Linked DNA regions of Homo sapiens: region 1 is linked to region 2. The links are chromatin contacts, found by Hi-C or POLR2A ChIA-PET in ENCODE. All regions are on one chromosome and are shown on one strand. The core of a region is the stretch at or near the end of the contact, and the rest is flanking DNA. Distances in the headings are between cores, read along the strand shown. Region 1 overlaps SEMA5A (semaphorin 5A). Region 2 has its middle 41 kb from the start of MIR4636.

Evidence for each region. A loop is a pair of places that touch in the nucleus more often than their neighbours do. ChIA-PET counts read pairs that join two places held with the same protein, here RNA polymerase II (POLR2A). Pooled maps may share reads with other maps.
Region 1: a loop to region 2 is called in a map of ascending aorta, with 2.3 times the contacts of the local background. The contact joins two enhancer-like sites. A Hi-C loop is called at or near these places in 1 of 168 maps with a recorded cell type or tissue (ascending aorta), 1 of 37 single-sample maps with no recorded cell type and 2 of 50 pooled maps. POLR2A ChIA-PET finds 5 or more read pairs at or near these places in 2 of 52 experiments (AG04449 and MCF 10A).

Annotation. Positions count from the first base shown.
Region 1 is chr5:9,044,863-9,049,850 of GRCh38, forward strand. The region is part of intron 21 of SEMA5A (semaphorin 5A); the gene reads right to left. Among named protein-coding and RNA genes, the nearest start is that of MIR4636, 6.5 kb to the right of the region's middle. Within about 2 kb of position 1,974, at least 3 of the 41 ENCODE cell types and tissues checked have a DNase peak (open chromatin) inside an H3K27ac peak, as active enhancers do; they include ascending aorta, where a contact is called at or near this core.
Region 2 is chr5:9,010,409-9,015,495 of GRCh38, forward strand. No RefSeq gene overlaps it. Among named protein-coding and RNA genes, the nearest start is that of MIR4636, 41 kb to the right of the region's middle. RefSeq lists an enhancer at 3,211-4,410. Within about 2 kb of position 3,648, at least 3 of the 41 ENCODE cell types and tissues checked have a DNase peak (open chromatin) inside an H3K27ac peak, as active enhancers do; they include ascending aorta, where a contact is called at or near this core.

The DNA of each region.
Region 1 (4,988 bases), core at 724-3,223, 33 kb after region 2:
CAACCTCTACCTCCTGGGTTCAAGCGATTCTCCTGCCTCAGCCTCCCGAGTAGCTTGGATTACAGACATGTGCCACCATGCCTGGCTAATTTTGTATTTTTTAGTAGAGATGGGGTTTCTCCATGTTGGTCAGGCTAGTCTCAAACTCCCAACCTCAGATGATCTGCCAGCCTCAGCCTCTCAAAGTGCTGGGATTACAGGTGTGAGCCACTGTGCCTGGCAGAGCACAGGATATTTTAAGTTCATTCTCTTATGAATGATAGTCTTTTGGAGTGACCTTAAACTTTAATACTCTACCAGAAGCATGTTTTTATTATTATTTAAAGGTTTGCACAACAGTGTTCTGCTTCAAGTGCAGCCTAATCCATGGTGTACAGGGTTTCTGCAGAAAAGTTTATTCATGCACCTCAATGGGTTGAGCCTCCCTGTGCAGCAGGGCTGTGTCCTGAAAACAAGGGAGAAGCAGCTACTTTTCTAATCTACTGCTCGCCTGCAAGCCAGACTGCTTTTAGCTCTCTCTCCATTTCATCCTATTTAAAATGTTTTCTATTCACATAAACACATACACTTTTCATTATATTTTTTGAGTATGAATATGCACACATTAGAAAGTACAAAAGGGTCTACAGGAAAAATAAATCCTTTCCTAGAGGTAACTATTATACCTAGAGGTAACTATTATAAGCACTTTCTCCCGTGCCCTTCCGGAGATACTCAGCACACATGTGTGCTGGTGTGGTGTAAATACTATCCTGCGTACCACTTTTCTCACTTATGTTGTATTTTGAAGGTCTTGTCAAGAAAATGGTTTACTAAAAAGAAATAAGGGATTTGTGTTAAATGAACAAAATATGATATTTTAAATGGTCATGAAATGACCTTCTTTTCCCCTAATGTTTTCCTATTTAATGGCATCTCTTCTGTCTCATTATTTTCCTGCAGTTATGAATACAAAGCATTCAGAAAATTTGCCAGCATGGACTTATATCTCTAAAATAGGATTGGCTCAAGTGATTTCAAGGCACCATACCAAGACCTGTGTTATGTCGGAGCAAACAAAAGACAACAGATATTCCTTGTGTATGTTGGTGAAATACTACTATTAAAGTTTCAAGCTTTTCCACAAATGAAGGCAGCATCTCGTCAGTGCCACATCACTGGGCTTCAGGAGAATTGGGTAAAGTAAAACAGGGCCTTATCTTCCTCTGTGTTGTTATCTTCCTCTGTGTTGTTAGAACCAAGTGGCTGCTGCCCATGGGGTACTGGCCTCATGTGCCACCTGCTCAGAGCACATCCTGAGGACACCAGCTTTCCCCAGAGTGTCTCCTCCACACACCACCAGGGTGAGGGGCAGTGTCACTAATACCTTTCCCTGACCTGTCAACCCTGCACCCAGTGAGACGATTGGAGGTATGTGCTGAGCATCACTGTGATGCTGGCAAGTCTACCTGGCTGCAGAGCAAGGCCTTTCAGGCTCTGGAGATAATGAGAAGAGCCTGGGTGCATCGTAACCACCCCAGTCTGTCTCCTCCCCAGGGATTTTCTGAGCTGTCTTCCCTGTGCTCATGATCCTCCCTACCTGGAAGGGATTCCACCCTGCCAATGCGGACCCACGGGGCTCTAATACTTGGTGTCAAAGGGAGGGTCACTGTTCAGTGAGTGCCCACCTGGCCTAGGTCTACGGGGCTCTGTTTGAGTCCTTCCTGAACCTCATGCAACCCTCCAGTGGCTGATAGGCCCCAGGGAAGCTGAACCTACAGTCAGGAGATGCCATCAAGGCCTCACCTGTGATACATGGCAGAGGTCGGATATCTCTCTTTGTCCCTAAACCCTGAACTTTTCCCTCTAAGCTGTGCTCCTTGGCTGCTCCAGACAATGTGTTCCAGGAACCCAGGACTTTGGAGCTGGATCTGCCCCTTCGGGTGCATGGACACTGTGAAGGGAGGCTGCTTTCTCTCTGACTCACTGTCAGGCAAAACTCACAACACATTCCTGACCACTGAAGTGCCAGTGGATAATGCAGTTCCCAGCACAGTCCTGATCACTCACTCACTCACTCACAACCACCTCAACTTTTCACTTCCAGCTTAGTTGGTCAATGGTTTCAGCATCTTTGGCCTTTCTTGACTCTGTCTTGAAGCCTCTAGGGCTGGAGAACTGCCAACCTGGGACAGACAGATAAAGTATCCAGGGGACATTTCACCAGCAGCCACTGGGACTTTAACTGTAACAATGACGCTATACTTAGATAAGCAAGAGCTGATTTCACACAAGTTCTTACTTCTTCTCTCTCTGACAGAGCTGTTAGCACTCTCAGGGTCAATGCCTTCTTCTGAAGGAAATACTTCCTGCTGCACCGGTAACTCATGTTTCATTATAACATAGGGAAGATGCATGATAGTCTCCATATGCAGATACTGTGTCATTAGTCAAATGAATCATTCCAGCAGGTGCCTGGGAAAGGCTGGGGCCAGCTGACATCTTTATGATGATTATATAGTCTTTGTGTCTCATGCAACTAAAAATAGCTCTCTAAGACAAAAAATTTGAATTGAAGCACATTTTTCTGCATGGGGAAAGTAGTGCCCATTAAATTTCTTCTGATTTTCTGCATGGGGAAAGCAGTGCCCATTAAATTTGTTCTGAATGTGCTTACTATAGTTCTTTCCTTTGAATATGATTTTCTGCTGTTGATTTTGATCAGTAAAGATGGAATACAGACCAACTACCCTGTTGGTTCAATTGGCTAATAATTTCCTGTACAATGATTGATTTTCAACAAAATGAAAAAATAAACAAGTGAAGATGCCTATGTTGTCAAAAACATCCTTGCTAGGTAACTGTTTTCAACCATTAGCCCTACAATAAGATTCATCTAAACTGCCTATGCCATTGTGCCAGTGCCAGCAGCCTGAAGATCTAAAAAAAAAATTCCATTCTGAATATCTCAGAATAGTTCAACTTCCTCTGATTTAACCAATAGCATCTCAGCTGGTTCAGACACACAGGAGTAGTATTTTAGGGTGGTGATGGGCTTTGCACCAGGTTCTCCTGGGTTCTCAAGGCCCTTGAAGGTCTTCCACAGGGTAACTGTGAGGCTCAGCAGGAGGAAAGTGAACTGCACACGTCTGGCAGCAGGCACAAATACCTAGCCAGCTCTGCTGAGGCATCAGCTGTTTGAGCCTCAGGCTCTGCATGGCCTCCCTGAGAATGGGAACACTTATAAACTCTGCTCCACTCTTGACCTACACTGTCCTGGACCCAGGCAGCAGACAGTCCTGGACCCTGGGTGTTGTCCAAGTGTGTTACCTAACCAGGGCTACTGTGGCTCGAGCCTCCCGAACACAATGCTTTTGGATAATTTTATTGTCAGGGCTCGTTTCCTACGGTGCTTTGGGTTCAAAACTCACACTGGATCCCACTGGCTGAATTCCATGTGTGCACTTGGGCCAGTGACATCATCCCTCTAAGTCTCATGGTCTCCATTTATAAAATGCAGATTAAATACATAAGCACTGTTCCTTTTCTATAATTCCCAAGTGCAAAATCTCTGAAAAGTAATGCTTCATCAGTCATCTGGCATTAAAATGTCACTGACCTGAACCATTTTCTGTAGACCTGACCAGAACTTCTAGGAAGACCCTTAGCATCTTCACTTTTTTCAACATCTCACAGCAGCACTGTTAAGGAGATTGGTTGTAGAACAACCCCAGGCCCTGTGCAGGTGTCACGTAATATAGAGTAAAGGCCCCACATACCCTTCTAACAAACATCTAAAAGCTGCTGAGTTCCAAAACCCTTCTCTATTTCCAGAGGTGTTACATGAAGAACTGTAGACCCTTGGTGCCTACATCAATGCTCCTTGTGAGGACCAAATGGGCTTTGCACCATATTCTTGTCTATAACATGTAAAACAGTGTATAGCACACAATTAGTGATCTAAAAACATTAGAGGGTACTAATTGGTATGATCATTTTTATGTGAACTGTTTGCATATTCATCTTGTAGTTGGATCCCATGTTAGCAACTGTTAGTTAGTGAACTCACTCCACTGACTTAGCTCAGACACCTAACATTGCCCTTCTGAGGCACTGGGGTCTCTGATGATATGATTGCTTGTCAGAGGGGCTGGGACTGCGTGGGTGCCCATCCTAAGCTCAATGGCCTTCACAAAACTGACACAGAGCAGGTGTTCAGCAAGGATTACTGAATGAATGACTGAATGAATGAATGAACTAACAGACTGCTGACTGAGCAGACAGAATGTCACAGATAGTGAGCTCTTCTATTATTTATTTATTTATTTATTTATTTTTGATGCAGAGTCTCATTCTGTCGCCCAGGCTGGAATGCAGTGGCACGATCTCAGCTCACTGCAACCTCCACCTCCCAGGTTCAAGAGAGTCTCCTGCCTCAGCCTCTCCACTAGCTGGGACTACAGGTGTGTGCCATCATGCCAGCTAATTTTTACATTTTTTGGTACAGATGGCATTTCGTCATGTTGGAAAGGCTCATCTCGAACTCCTCCTGACCTCACGTGATCTGCCTGCCTCGGCCTCCCAAAGTGCTGGGATTACAGGCGTGAGCCACTATGCCCAGCCAGTAAGCTCCTAATCAAGGTAGTTAATAATGGTAGTTAGGAATGATAAGTACATTCCTGAAACATGCCTATGAAGCTTCAGGTTCCATGTGAACATGTCAGAGGCAATGCCTGTTGGGCTGGGCTCTCTGAGACACCCTGTGGAACGGATTAGGGGAGCAAATGGGAATCTATCATCATCAGTCACACATGTGGAAGTTAAGGTCTCAATGTAGACATTGGCTCGGATTCTGAAAGGCGGACATGGGCTGTTCCTTGGTGGCTGGACAGCCAACCTCTCCATCCAGGCATGTTCACAACACAGACAAGTACTTTATGGGTATATGTAAGGCACAGACTGTAAAGTCCAAATTTATCATGTACTTGAACCAGATAATGTTGTCTTTG
Region 2 (5,087 bases), core at 2,398-4,897:
CCACCCCAACCAACTCCTGCCACTCCCTCAGGGTGAACTGGGTCGGAGAATGTTGGCATGTCTGCTGGATATGACATGTGAATGTGCATGAGTAAACTCTGAATTTATGGAAGAATGGCATCACGTAGCCATGTCTTTGAACACAGTAATACAATCACTGCATGTGTAGGGAGCGGTTCTGAAAACCTTTTTATAAAAGCAGAGATGACATGGGAAAATGGCTGGATTAATGAGGGCCAGCATGATAGACATTTTAAACGTTTTATTAGGCTTTAAAAATGCCTGTGCCAAGGTGTGTTCAGCATTTATTAAGAAATACCCAAATAAATGCTTCTCTTTTCTTATTTCTCTTCTCATTCAGTCATATCTTCTTGTCTTCATATAATGGAGGTCACTTGTCAAATCAAGATAATTGGAAGAAGAAACACAAACTAAATTATTTCAAAAATGTTCCAGTTGTTTCACTTTCAAAACAATCAGCGAGGCTCTTTCTAGGCCCAGGATCATGGGTCTTACCTACATCCCTAGACTGATCTTCCACAATTCAGTGTGGTGGCTATCCTCACCCTCATTCTCAAAAAAATTCTCATCTCATGGCTTTTGGTCATCTGACTAAGGCCCCACCACTGGACAGCCAAGGCTGGATTGGCAATCAGCTCTGCTGCCTGGAAACTGGTGCCACCCCTGGTCACCAAGGTGGCAGTGGACATGGCTCTACCCTATGGGAAAAATGGAATCCATGCAAGAACATTCCAAATACTTCAGTATTGGCTGGTCATGAGTTTCTAGACTTTTGATTCTGTTATTGGTAGCTCTCCCTTTGGGCTGAAACACAATATGTAAAAACACATTTACATTTACTTTGTTTTCTAAAAAAATTATTTTTCCATTACCTTCAAACACCAGATTCAGCAAAAGATGCTCTGTATTTATGTTTTTGTGTGCAATTAAAATATACCAAATCATGAGGCCGGGCGTGGTGGCTCATGCCTGTAATCCCCACACTTTGGGAGGCCGAGGCGGGTGGATAACGAGGTCAGGAGATCGAGACCATCCTGGCTAACATGGTGAAACCCCGTCTCTACTAAAACTACAAAAAATTAGCCGGGCATGGTGGCGGGTGCCTGTAGTCCAGCTACTCAGGAGGCTGAGGCAGGAGAATGGCGTGAACCCAAGAGGCGGAACTTGCAGTGAGCTGAGATCGCGCCACTGCACTCCAGCCTGGGCGATAGGGGGAGACTCCTCTCAAAAAATAAAATAAAATAATAAAATATTACCAAATCATTTTAGGATCTTACTGCAAATAAAACTTGTGCCCTTCAGTTCCAGCTGACTTAACTCTTTCATATATTTCACACTAGTAGCCTCTCTACCCAGTAAAATGCTTTGGGAACTCCTACCATCCCCACCATCTGAAGTTTGGTATATTTGAAAAACTCTCCCATTTATAATTTCTGTAAAACTTTTGAAAAAATATTAATCAGTGAAAAATCAAACTCAATGATCAAATGGGAAAAAGCATATCCTGGTATGAAATACGTTTTTGCTGGCAGATTTTTCTTCTCATTCTTGAGTAGCTTGTGTGGTCTGTTAACGACCTTACCCTCCATTTTCTGAAGGAAAGTTCAGAGGTTGTATTTCTGTTCTTTTTACCTTTTATGGTTTCCCAACATTATCTCATTTGGTAAAAGAAAAATATACCAGAAAAAAACTATTACCATAACAAGCAAAAAGCTACCTGCCAAACTCTTTCCTTCTCTGATCACAAAAGCAGAGAGCCCAAGATAAACAACAACCATGACTACTGACCAAGGAAAATACATTTTTTTCATAATTTTTGAAAAAATTGAAGTACCTCACTGTCTTTTTTTCAACAATACAATCTAGTAATGAGAATGTTACCTTAAATGTACAGAAAGCCATTCTTCATAAGAGCTAAAAGAGTATTTTGTGTTTGAACAATTCCTTCCATCTTCCAGGGAAGCCAGGAAACGACTTTGCTCTAAGGAGTTGCCATGTACTCCTGTACTCCACAGAACAGAGCAACCAAGGATCTAAATGGAGAATCAGTCTTCACAATGGCACTTCTGTTATGGATAATCATAACTTGCTTGTGTTTTACGGAACCCTTAATCAATCCCCAAAATAGACTTCTGACCAACCTGACTCTCCATTTCCCTGCTATGGAAACATATCTGTTCTGGTATTTACTCAGTTTGAAATCACATTTCCTTTATTCAAATGCTATGGGATTTAAAAGAATGTTCAACATCCCAATTGCCACAAGGAGTTTTAATAAAGTATCATATATTTAAAGGTTATTTACATCATTTTTCAGATTTTATAAAAGCAATAATAACAATGACTTATATTTGTTGAGCACTTGCTAGGCAGTCAAGCATTTTTCTTAGTGTCATATGGATTAACTCAATAATCATCAAGATAAACCTGTAATCTAAGATGTTCTTATTATCCCCATTTTACACATGAGAAACTGAGTCATAGTAAATGCAAACAGCCCCCAGATCACCCAAACAGTAATGGACAGAGACACTAGCAAAACTCAGCCCACACCTCCTCTCTGCCATAGGATGTCCAGGTCCTTTGAAAGGGAATCATCCACAGCTGCCTTAGTCAACACTGGCATCCAATTATCCAGCCTGAACCTTGCACCTAGGAGTACAGAGATGGAGTATCCTCAGATTAAAGTCTCAGGAGCATCAGGAGTTCTCATTCCCACATGGTCATGTGGTTTTCTAAAATGTGATCAATTAAATGATTTTAGCTGCAGTTAAAACTTTCTCCAACTTTCTTTATATCACATATTCCCTGGAGGTAGGTGATGTTGGAATGGCTATGGGCATCTCTGGGAGGTTCTAAGGGGAAACTGAGATTGGGATAGATTTAGTTTAGGTTTAGAGAAATGCATGCATGTGGCTTGCAGACACTGCCACGTGCAGTAAAGTTTCTGTGGGCCATCTTGCAGTAGCACGGGAGTCCTCAACGTCCATGTGTCATGTCATTAATGTGCTGATGTGAAGAGGCAAGATCAGAGGCGCTGTCCTCCAGAGCATGGCCCCTGAAGTACGTGAACGGTAAAGCTAGTCTGTGGAGTTAATTATCCTAATCTCTTAGCTCATACATGAATGAAAGTTGATAGGAGTGTTCCAAAATTTGACAAAAATACCAAATATTTACATGTGATTATACATAACAAGCTGTAATTGATACAAATAAAAAACACACATTTACATCTGATTATACATAACAAGCTGTAATTGATATAAATAAATCAACCTTAATTAACAATTATTTTCTATTCAGGCAATAAAAAAAGGCTATCATATGATAGAAAAGTCAAAGTATACACAAATAAGAAACATAATAAAGACATGTCTGGCAGTTAACACAAATATTGTTATTCCTTGAAATTATTAGATATATAGTTTCTATCAGATTTTTTAAAGTGAAGTTTGTTGTGATTTCTTTTCCAAAACTAAAATCCACATTTCTACTGGACTTTTTTAGTGTTCATTTTATATTTCTTTTCTTTCAAAAGGCTGTCTGAATTAAGCTTCAGATACTTTAAAAATGACCTATCCCTATGAGTATGGGCTAAAAAATGTATGTGTCAGAAGTTGAGTCAAAATGACTAGAAGTTCATGAAAAATGTTGCTCTAAATTCAGAATCAGGCCTGCCTTAGTCAGTCCAGACTGCTATAACAAAATACCATAGACTTCTTTGGGAGGCTGAGGCTGGCAGATCACAAGGTCATGAGTTAGAGACCATCCTGGCCAACATGGTGAAACCCTGTCTCTACTAAAAATACAAAAATTAGCTGGGCGTAGTGGCATGTGCATGTAATCCCAGCTACGTGGGAGGCTGAGGCAGGAGAATCACCTGGATCAGGGAGTCAGAGGTTGCAGTGAGCTGAGATCGTGCCATTGCATTCCAGCCTGGTGACAGAGCGAGACTGCATCTCAAAAAAAAAACACAAAGAATAAAAACAACAACAACAAAAACATAGATTTAACAAAATACCATGACTTAAACAGCACTTAATTCTCACAGTTCTGGAGAGTGGGAAGTCCAAAATGAAGCGCCTGGCAGATGGTGTCTGGTGAGAGCTCATTTCCTGCCTTGTGGAGGGCCATCCTCTCACCGTGTCCTCCCATGATGGAGAGCAGAGAGAGCTCCTGGAGCATCTTCTATAAGGGCTGCACCATCCTGACCTAATCACCTTCCAGGTCTCACCTCTTAATACTATAACCTTGGGGGTAAAATTCAACACGTGAATTTGTGGGAGACATAAGCACCCAGTCCATAACTGAGCCTCTCCAGCTGGCACACTTACTTGTGAGTGTGTATTCCCCGGGCCCACTGGGCAAATGTGAGCAGCTCATAGATTCAGAATGGAGCCCCTCAAGCTGCTGTCCTTACCTGTGCAAGTGTGCACACCTGGTGAGCCCTTCTCTCTGTCCCTTGCCCACTGAGCAAATATCTCCCGAGCACCTTCTAGGTATAGGGCTCTCAGCAGGCCCAAGGAAGGGCAATCAAAGAAAGACAGAGGCTGTCCTTGCCTCCTCAGGCTTAGGGTATAAAGGACAGGACTTTCATCACAGGATCACACAGAGAAATACTGATAGCCTCAAGGATTGCTGGGAAGGAAAGGTGCCCAGGGCGCTGTAGCGGAGCCCCTTTCTTTTTGGCAACTTTCTCTTCTCTTGAGGAACTTTCTCTTCTCTTGAGGAAGTTACTTAATTACCAGAGCGCAGACTGATTCTCCACCTATCTGTCTTTCAGGCTCTCTCTACCGCTGTGTCTCTACCTGTGTCTCTCTCTCTGTTTTATTCTCTCCATTCCCCTCTCCTTCCCTTTTTCTCTCCCTCAGGCTGACATTTTAAAGGACTTCAGATGACTTTAAACACTTTAGGGAACAGGTGTTCAGACTGTGATAGGAAAGTTTTGATTTAGCCTTAAGCAGCCTTGACTTTGCTGTGTGACTTTACAGATGTCACCAAGTGATCTTCATTCTTACAGAGGACAGTCACGCCTTACTTCGCAACCCACATGGGCTATTACAAGG